Regions from separate parts of the Homo sapiens genome. Here region 2 is linked to region 1. A link is a contact called in ENCODE Hi-C or POLR2A ChIA-PET data. All regions are on one chromosome and are shown on one strand. Each heading gives the region's core, a stretch centred on a gene start or an enhancer-like site at or near the end of the contact. The rest is flanking DNA. Distances are from core to core; before and after follow the strand shown.

Region 1 (3,901 bases), core at 210-2,709:
TGTGATGATTCATATCAGATATAGTGACACAAATGAGGAGGAGCTCAGTGGTGCTTGTTCCCACAAACCTGGATATCTTTTTTACCTTAATGTCTTCCTATCCTTGCCTATTCTTTTTTTTTTTTTTTTTTTTGAGATGGAGTCTCGCTCTGTCACCCCGGCTGGAGTGCAGTGGCGCAATCTCGGCTCACTGCAAGCTCCGCCTCCCGGGTTCACACCATTCTTCTGCCTCAGCCTCCTCAGTAGCTGGGAGTACAGGCGCCTGCCACCATGTCCGGCTAATTTTTTTTGTGTTTTTTAGTAGAGACCGGGTTTCACCGTGTTAGCCAGGATGGTTTCGATCTCCTAACCTCGTGATCCACCCGCCTCGGCCTCCCAAAGTGCTGGGATTACAGGCATGAGCCACCGCGCCCGGCCTCCTTGCCTATTCTTAAAGTAAAACAAGGTCCTGGGTAGAAAGTCAGATAGCACAGCCACTCCCTTGCCCACCTTCTTCCTCTCCTGCAGAGAGAGGCAAGGACTGTTAGCCACTTCTGCTTTTCGTTTCTATGGTGATTACCTTCATGGCTCTAAAAGACACGTTTGTAGTGCCATTTCTTGCTTTTTCAATTTTTGCTATTATCTGCGGACTTTGTTATGGTACTTGAAGTTTAGCCTATTAACATTACCACCATCCTGTCGCCCCCTTCCTTCTTCTGCCATTATAGCTACAACCCAATGTAGTTTGTTCCTCTACATTAAATTTACCTTTTAAGTGTAAGGGATATATTAGTATTAAACATCTTCTTGTTCTGTCAGTTATGCACAGCATCTCTTGATCCCCCGCACTGTGAGACAAGGGTTTCATTGGCACTCCTGGCCTTTACCTCTCCTCCCTTCCTTGTACTCCCCAATCTATTTTGTTAAAAGAAGATCCCACTTGGCCAGTTGGATTCCTGTGGGGATGTAATTGAAAGAAGGATGCCCCTACACCTGCTTTTCATTCAGTACACTACTGAAATTCCATCTCCCCCAAGAAAACCTTTTGGGACCTCATTGAGAGATAAGAGATGTATCTATTAATATAATCTTATTAATGAAATAATAGCCTAGGAGTCCATGAACCTTTAACCCGAAGGACCTTTGTCCTGTCAGGTGTTAACAACTAGAGGGAAATACAATCAGCTTTGGCTGTGCTCTAAGCAAGCAGAGGCTTATTTACTTTTCCCGTGCCCTTTCAAGCCAAGGGCTATAAAACCGCTTTAGTAACATAACCCCTGTGAGAGCTTGTTGGTGGACTTAGTGCCATCACAGTAAATTTTCAAGAGAATGTATATGAAATTTATTCTTCTCCTTGAATTTCATGTTGATAAGTAAGTTGATTTAAAAGCAGCTCATTCGTTTGGAAAGGAACTGTATCCTTATAACTGAGATTACTGGAAGAAGGTCATGAGCTGGGGAATGCAGCACCCCTGCCACCTAGTGGTTCCTCCTGCTGAAACACTGCTTTTGCAAAGCACAGAAAACACAAATTGAGTTAGTATAGGAGTCAAATACAGCGAATGTCCTGAATCTGGGAAACTTCCATTCTCTCCTCCCTGTGTGATATCAGAGGAACGAAAAGAGCACTGACAAGGGAGAATGTTGTAGGTAAACATGGATAGCCATCAGGTCTCCTGCACAAAGGGGCAGCTGCAGGAAGCAGGAAGTGCAACAAATGAGCAAAGAAAGGGACAGGATCCCTCAGCAGTGGTCACTGCAGCAGCAACACGGTGCCAAAGGCAAAGCAGAATCACCAGCAAGATCAGCAGGGACAATGATGATAAAGCCACATAGGCTCAGCATCAACAACAGCCCTAGAGACTGTGGCCTTGGGACTGTAGTACTGCTTGATTCATGGTAAACCAATCAGGACACTCAGGGAACAACAACAGAAATCAGCATTTACAGAGCACATACTCAGTTGAGGCAGAGTTTTACCTGTATATCACATAATAGTCTATGGGGGTAGATATTCTTATTAGCCGTGTTATACAGGTGATGAAATTGAGGCTAACTAACTGGCCTAAAGTCACAGAGTTGATGAGACTTAGAGCCAAGATTCAAACGCACACCAAGGTGGCCTGACCCCAGCTGCAGAGCTCTTAACTACAGACATGCATTGCTAAAAGAAGGGGATATGATCCGAGAAATGTGCTGTTAGGTGATTTTGTCATTGTGTGAACCCATAGCCAGCTACACACTGTTAACAAAAGACCATGAGGCCAGGCATGGTGGCTCACGCCAGTAATCCCAGCACTTTGGGAGGCCGAGGTGGGTGGATCACCTGAGGTCAGGAGTTTGAGACCAGCCTGGTCAACATGGTGAAACCCTATCTCTACTAATAATACAAAAATTAGCCAGGCGTAGTGATGCGTGCCTGTAATCCCAGCAACTCAGGAGGCTGAGGCAGGAGAATCACTTGAAGCTGGGAGGTGGAGGCAGCAGTGAGCTGAGATCGTGCCACTGTGCTTCAGCCTGGGTGACAGAGTGAGACTCCATCTCAAAAAAAAAAAAAAAAAAAATGTCCATAACATCTGTGGAGGAAAAGGGGAGAGTTTTATTTTCTGTAAAAAACAATCTGCAGATTGGGGAAATGCAGCTTCAGGTGTAAAACAGAAGTGGGCTCTAAGCAGGGTGGAAAGTTAGAGATTATAAAGGCAAAAACTGCAGGACAGGGGAGGGTAATCAGGGGAGTCAGAAACAGAGTGTCGATTAGATGGCCTTAAAGCCCCAAATCACCAGTCTCTCTTAATTGGCTGGTTCCAGGTTGTCTGTTGGCAGGAGGTGGTCTTGTGGTGGTCAACTGGGGAATTCCCAGCTGCCGTTGTTTCCAGGAACTCTTCTTTGACTTGGTTGCAGAAAAACAGGTTTTGCAGCATTCTCTAAGGACACGAAGAGCTTGACTGCTCCCTCACCCTTCCATGGCCCCTTGGGTCTGTTTTTACTTTTGAGCCACAGAGAATCCATTTTGTCTGTTAACTGGGGGTATAATTTGACAACACCTAGGCTGTTTGATACAGCCTGTTGCTCCTAGGCTACAAACCTGACAGTATGTTACTGTATTGGATACTGTAGGCAATTGTAACACAATGGTAAGTATATGTGTATCTAAACATAAAAAAGGTACAGGAAAAATAGAGTATTATAATCTTATGGGACCACTTTTGTATATGCGGTCCATGCATTCACTAAAACTTTGTTACGCAGCACATGACTGTTCCAGGCTCTTCTTCTTCCCTCAGGGAGGAGGGAATATGGGGTTCAATCCCTCTAACTCTACTGACCTTATTGAGGGATGCTTGTGAATTGGGATCCCTTATTGAAGGATGCTTGTGAATTGGAACTCTAACGCGATTAAGATTGGTCCTAGATCTTCCACCAACTTGCAAAAGGATATTTAGCCTTTCAGGAACATTTTCTTTGACTGGAAAATAGGGATACAATGGTGACTATCTCATAAATTGCTGGGAAGTTTCACTGAGATAAGGTAAAATTTCTGGCACATGGCAAATGAAGTAGATTGCCTACAAAGGTTTTTCAACAATTCTTCTCATGGTTATAAGTACCACTATTGCTTTCTAGAAAAGGTGGTATCTCGGCTGGGTTTATGATTTACTTTGACCCCCTAGAATGTGGCAGATGTGTCACTGGCTAATTCCAAGTCTAGGTTGCAAGAGCCTCCTTTTTTCCTCTCTTGGACTGCTCTTGCCTCTATGTAAAGAAGCCCAGCCTGAACTCTTGCATGTTGAAAGACCACATGAAAAAAGAGGCATGAGGGAGCCAGCATCCTAGCAGAGCCCACCATCTGACTACAGTCACATGAGCAAGCCTAGGTGAGCCCAGAACTCACCTGCCAACCCCCGGGATGACAAGAAATAAT
Region 2 (3,898 bases), core at 375-2,874, 320 kb before region 1:
AGATAGGTGAGCTCTAACGTTAGCCTCAGTATGCCTTATTTTCTAAGACCACCTTTTAGGATCATTTAAAAACATTTAAAAATCATTTAAAAAACAAAATTTTGGAAAAAGTTCCTGAAGTCTCATCACTAACCCAGGCTCTATTTTTTAGTTTTGACTTCTTATATTTGAATTTGGTCCATATGTGTTATTTTTATATGACAGCAGTCACTGAAGTAAAATTTGAATATATGCTGATTTTTTTGTTCAATTTTAAAAGAAATTCTAGGACCAGGCACAGTGGGCTCATTCTTGTAATCCCAGCACTTTGGGAAGCTGAGGCAGGAGGACTGCTTAGGGCCACATGTTTGAGACCACTTTAGGCAACAAAGACTCTGTCACTATGAAAAATAAATTAAAAAAATTAAGAGATTCTAATCTGCCACACATGGCATAGAACATGGAGCTGGAAAAAAAAAATACAGAGATATGTAAGAGAAGGTGGCAGCAGAGCACTGGGTAGAGACTGATGGCTGCCTCAGTCACTAACATACAACCTGAGCAAGCTACTTCATCTCTCTGTGCTTCAGTGTCTGTAAGAGGGGGACACTGGTACCTATTTTGCAGGGCTGTCTGAAGATACAGTGAGATAATGTACAGAAAGCCCTTTGTAAGAAGGCCAGCACGCAGTGACAGCTACATACTAACGCCAGCCCTGCAAATCTGTACACACTGCCTCTGCTCATTTTGTAGTGGGCGCCTGTACTTACTTCATGCCAAACTTCACCTTCTTGTTCTCCACCATCAGGTCACAGATGTATTTGACTGACAGGTATCGAAGCAGCTTGATGTCATAGCCTCTGACCTTATCAAAAAGATGCGTGTCACCACTTCTGAAATAAAGAGCCAGAGGGAGAAGTTACATGGCATGTTCACTCACAGGAGCTTGGGGGTGGGCACTCATTCAGGGAAGTATGGATGTCACTCTTCTCCAGAAGCTGGGGCGTGTGCTAGGTGGACGCATGGGTGCCAAACAGGACAACTGATTTCAGCGAGGTTGCAGGGAAGGTGACTTTCTAAGAGACTACCCCAATCTCTGGGATGTATTTCAAAGAAGAGAAATTTGCAGGTGGAAATGGAAAAGGACTTTCTGGCATTGCTTGACATTAAGCCAGAAGACTCAAAATAATCTCAGCGTTCTAAAATGCAGCAGGCTGGTGGCTGATAGAATCTTTCCGTTTCCATTAGAATTGATCCCCTTCCACCCCCTCCTTTTCCCCCATTTATGATCATTTTTAGCCACATGACTTGCTCATAATGTAGCAGTCTGAAATACTTGTACAGATAAAGTTTTTAGAGCTATTTTATCAACTGATTATGAAATACTAGCAAGTAAATTCCCTCTACCTAGCAGGCCGATGAAGCAAAGAGAAAGATAAAATTTTTCTATCTCACTGCTGCCTTTTGATCAGCCCTGCAGATACAGGCAGAAGTAGAAAGCATAAACAGTCGCCATTACTTTTTTATTTTTTAATCCACACTGCTTTGTTGTCCCCAGCAGTTTCCTTGCTAAGAACAGTGTATGCTGAAGATGGTGACCTGGCTGGGCAGAGGTCACCTGATCTAGGGAGAAGAGCCAAACATTCTTGAGCACAAGCCAGAGCCGCTGCTTTCAGAGCTAACAGGCAGAACCTGGGCATAGCAAGATGCCCTTTCATGAACTGAACTATGATTTGGGAAGCTGATCTTAACTAGGGTGCTTGTGTGCATTCCAGAGATGCTTGACACCAGTTAAAGACTTTCCATGTGGTACAGACCATGCAAAGGAGCTTTTCTAAAATATCCTGTAGTATTGTTTTCTAAAAACATTTGGAAAGCGGATAGCAAGAGTGTGAACCAGCCCATTTCCTCCTTTTATAGGGACTCAAACTCCTGTTCTGTACCAAGCTCTTCTTATGTGTAGTACCAATCATGCAGCTGTGACACATCTGGTCTCCAAATGTGCCTTCCAGGCTAGACCTCATGTCTCCTATGTATGGACTGTAGCCCTTGCCCTGTGCCTCAGTACCAGCTGTACTGGGTGAGATCTGGCAGGTTGGTAATCAGCATCATAGCTGCAAACTGGCAACTCTGTGGGGCTTTAAAACAAATATAGATGTCTGGGCCCTATCTCGGGCCTGCAGTACCAGGAACCCCAAGAGTGGGATGTTCTCTGTGAATCCAGGTGTGCAGTCAAGATGGGGACAGACTGCTCAGGTATTTGGCTGCTACCCAGTGGACTTCAACAGCCATATTTCAGGGGCACAGACTTGGCAGACAGAAGAGGAAGAAGCCAATCCACTCACCTGAACCAGTGACAAATACCCACGGACAATATGAACATGGCCATCTCTGGCCAGACACCCCATCCCCAACACAAGCCCCTGACCACAGCAACCCAGCACTGACCGAAGAGCACAGTCCTCCTCCGTGACGTCCTCCACATCTGCCCAGGCATCATCTGCACCCCCTGCCAGAGAAACCTATCTGTCAGTACTGAGGCTGGTGACCCAGGGCTCCACACAGGGGCCTCCTCACCAGCCTCCTTCCCCATAGTGCCAAGGGTGGGCTGGGACTACATGGCTCTACTCCTAAGGACACAGTATGCCCCCATATGCCTGGTAGTCTTCACCTCTAAGGTGAACTCCTGTTTGTCTCCTGGTCCCTGATCAAAGGAAGGCCCCTGATCTCCACCCAGCTCACTCAGACCCCCTACCTATACTATTGTGGTCATGGGTGGCTATTCTTTTTTTTTTTTTTTTGAGACGGAGTCTCACTCTGTTGCCCAGGCTGGAGTGCAGTGGCGTGATCTCGGCTCACTGCAACCTCCATCTCCCGGGTTCAAGCGATTCTCCTGCCTCAGCCTCCTGAGTAGCTGGGACTACAGGTGTGCATCACCACACCCGGCAAATTTTTGGTATTTTTTAGTAGAGATGGGGTTTCACCGTGTTAGCCAGGATGGTCTCGAACTCCTGACCTCGGGATCCGCTCGCCTTGGCCTCCCAAAGTGTTGAGATTACAGGCGTGAGGCATGGCGCCCGGCCCGGGTAGCTATTCTCTATGACTGGGTTCTCATTCTACATCAGAGGATGCTGTTCAACATTCACCTGAGAAAAAATAGTTGTAGCCTGAGCGTCCATACAGCTCTCCCCATCCAGCCAGTGTGGCCGACCTGCAAATGTGCTGGGAGAGAAACATCATTTTCACGGTCAGATGGTTTTCTGAAGCATGCACAGTTGAAGGAACATGTGGGACTCCTCTGACTCTTCCAGGCCAGCATAACGGGCCCAGGAGCACTCCCCAAAGTTTTATCAGCATCAAGGCTGCCACAATCAGTCAGAAGATCCCTAGTACTTAATCCACAACCTCTACTGAGGGAGTCTCACTCCCAAACAAGAGGCGCCAGTGTTACCAACAGGATCGGATCAGATTGGGTGGTTGTTGCATGTGTACCACGTGCTGGACATGGTACTGAAAAACCCATCATCTTCTCACTGAATTTTACAACAAGCCCATGAGGGATATGTGGCAGGTGGCATGCATTGTTGCTGTTACACAGATGAAGAAAAGAAAAACAGGCTAAGGGAGGTTAAGTGATGTGTAAGGTCATATAATGAGGGGTGAGCTGGGATTTGATCCAAACCCACTGACCTCTATGTGCTTACTGTGATTTGGAACTGTTCAGTGTAGACAGGAACAACCTTTCTAGCGGGGGCAAGGGGTGAGTGAGAAATGTTTTAGAGGCTTCTTTTCCTCATCACTGAAGGGATCACTGTTAAGAGAATTCTAGAAACGGGCAACTGGCACAAACCTCAATATCTAATTGTAAGGTTACTTGTTTAAAATAAATAGTGTTTGCTGAAATCTAGTTGGGTGGGGG

What was found. A loop is a pair of places that touch in the nucleus more often than their neighbours do. ChIA-PET counts read pairs that join two places held with the same protein, here RNA polymerase II (POLR2A). Pooled maps may share reads with other maps.
Region 2: a loop to region 1 is called in a map of IMR-90, with 8 times the contacts of the local background. The contact joins two enhancer-like sites. A Hi-C loop is called at or near these places in 2 of 168 maps with a recorded cell type or tissue (IMR-90 and tibial artery) and 3 of 50 pooled maps. POLR2A ChIA-PET finds 5 or more read pairs at or near these places in 3 of 52 experiments (RWPE1, WTC11 and activated naive CD4-positive, alpha-beta T cell).

Annotation. Positions count from the first base shown.
Region 1 is chr3:9,350,914-9,354,814 of GRCh38, reverse strand. It overlaps a transcript of SRGAP3 not described here. Among named protein-coding and RNA genes, the nearest start is that of THUMPD3, 10 kb to the left of the region's middle. Within about 2 kb of position 1,459, at least 12 of the 41 ENCODE cell types and tissues checked have a DNase peak (open chromatin) inside an H3K27ac peak, as active enhancers do.
Region 2 is chr3:9,668,022-9,671,919 of GRCh38, reverse strand. MTMR14 (myotubularin related protein 14) reads right to left here. Exons shown (of 19, transcript NM_001077525.3): 4 at 3,126-3,201; 5 at 2,428-2,488; 6 at 750-872. Among named protein-coding and RNA genes, the nearest start is that of MTMR14, 20 kb to the right of the region's middle. Within about 2 kb of position 1,624, at least 9 of the 41 ENCODE cell types and tissues checked have a DNase peak (open chromatin) inside an H3K27ac peak, as active enhancers do.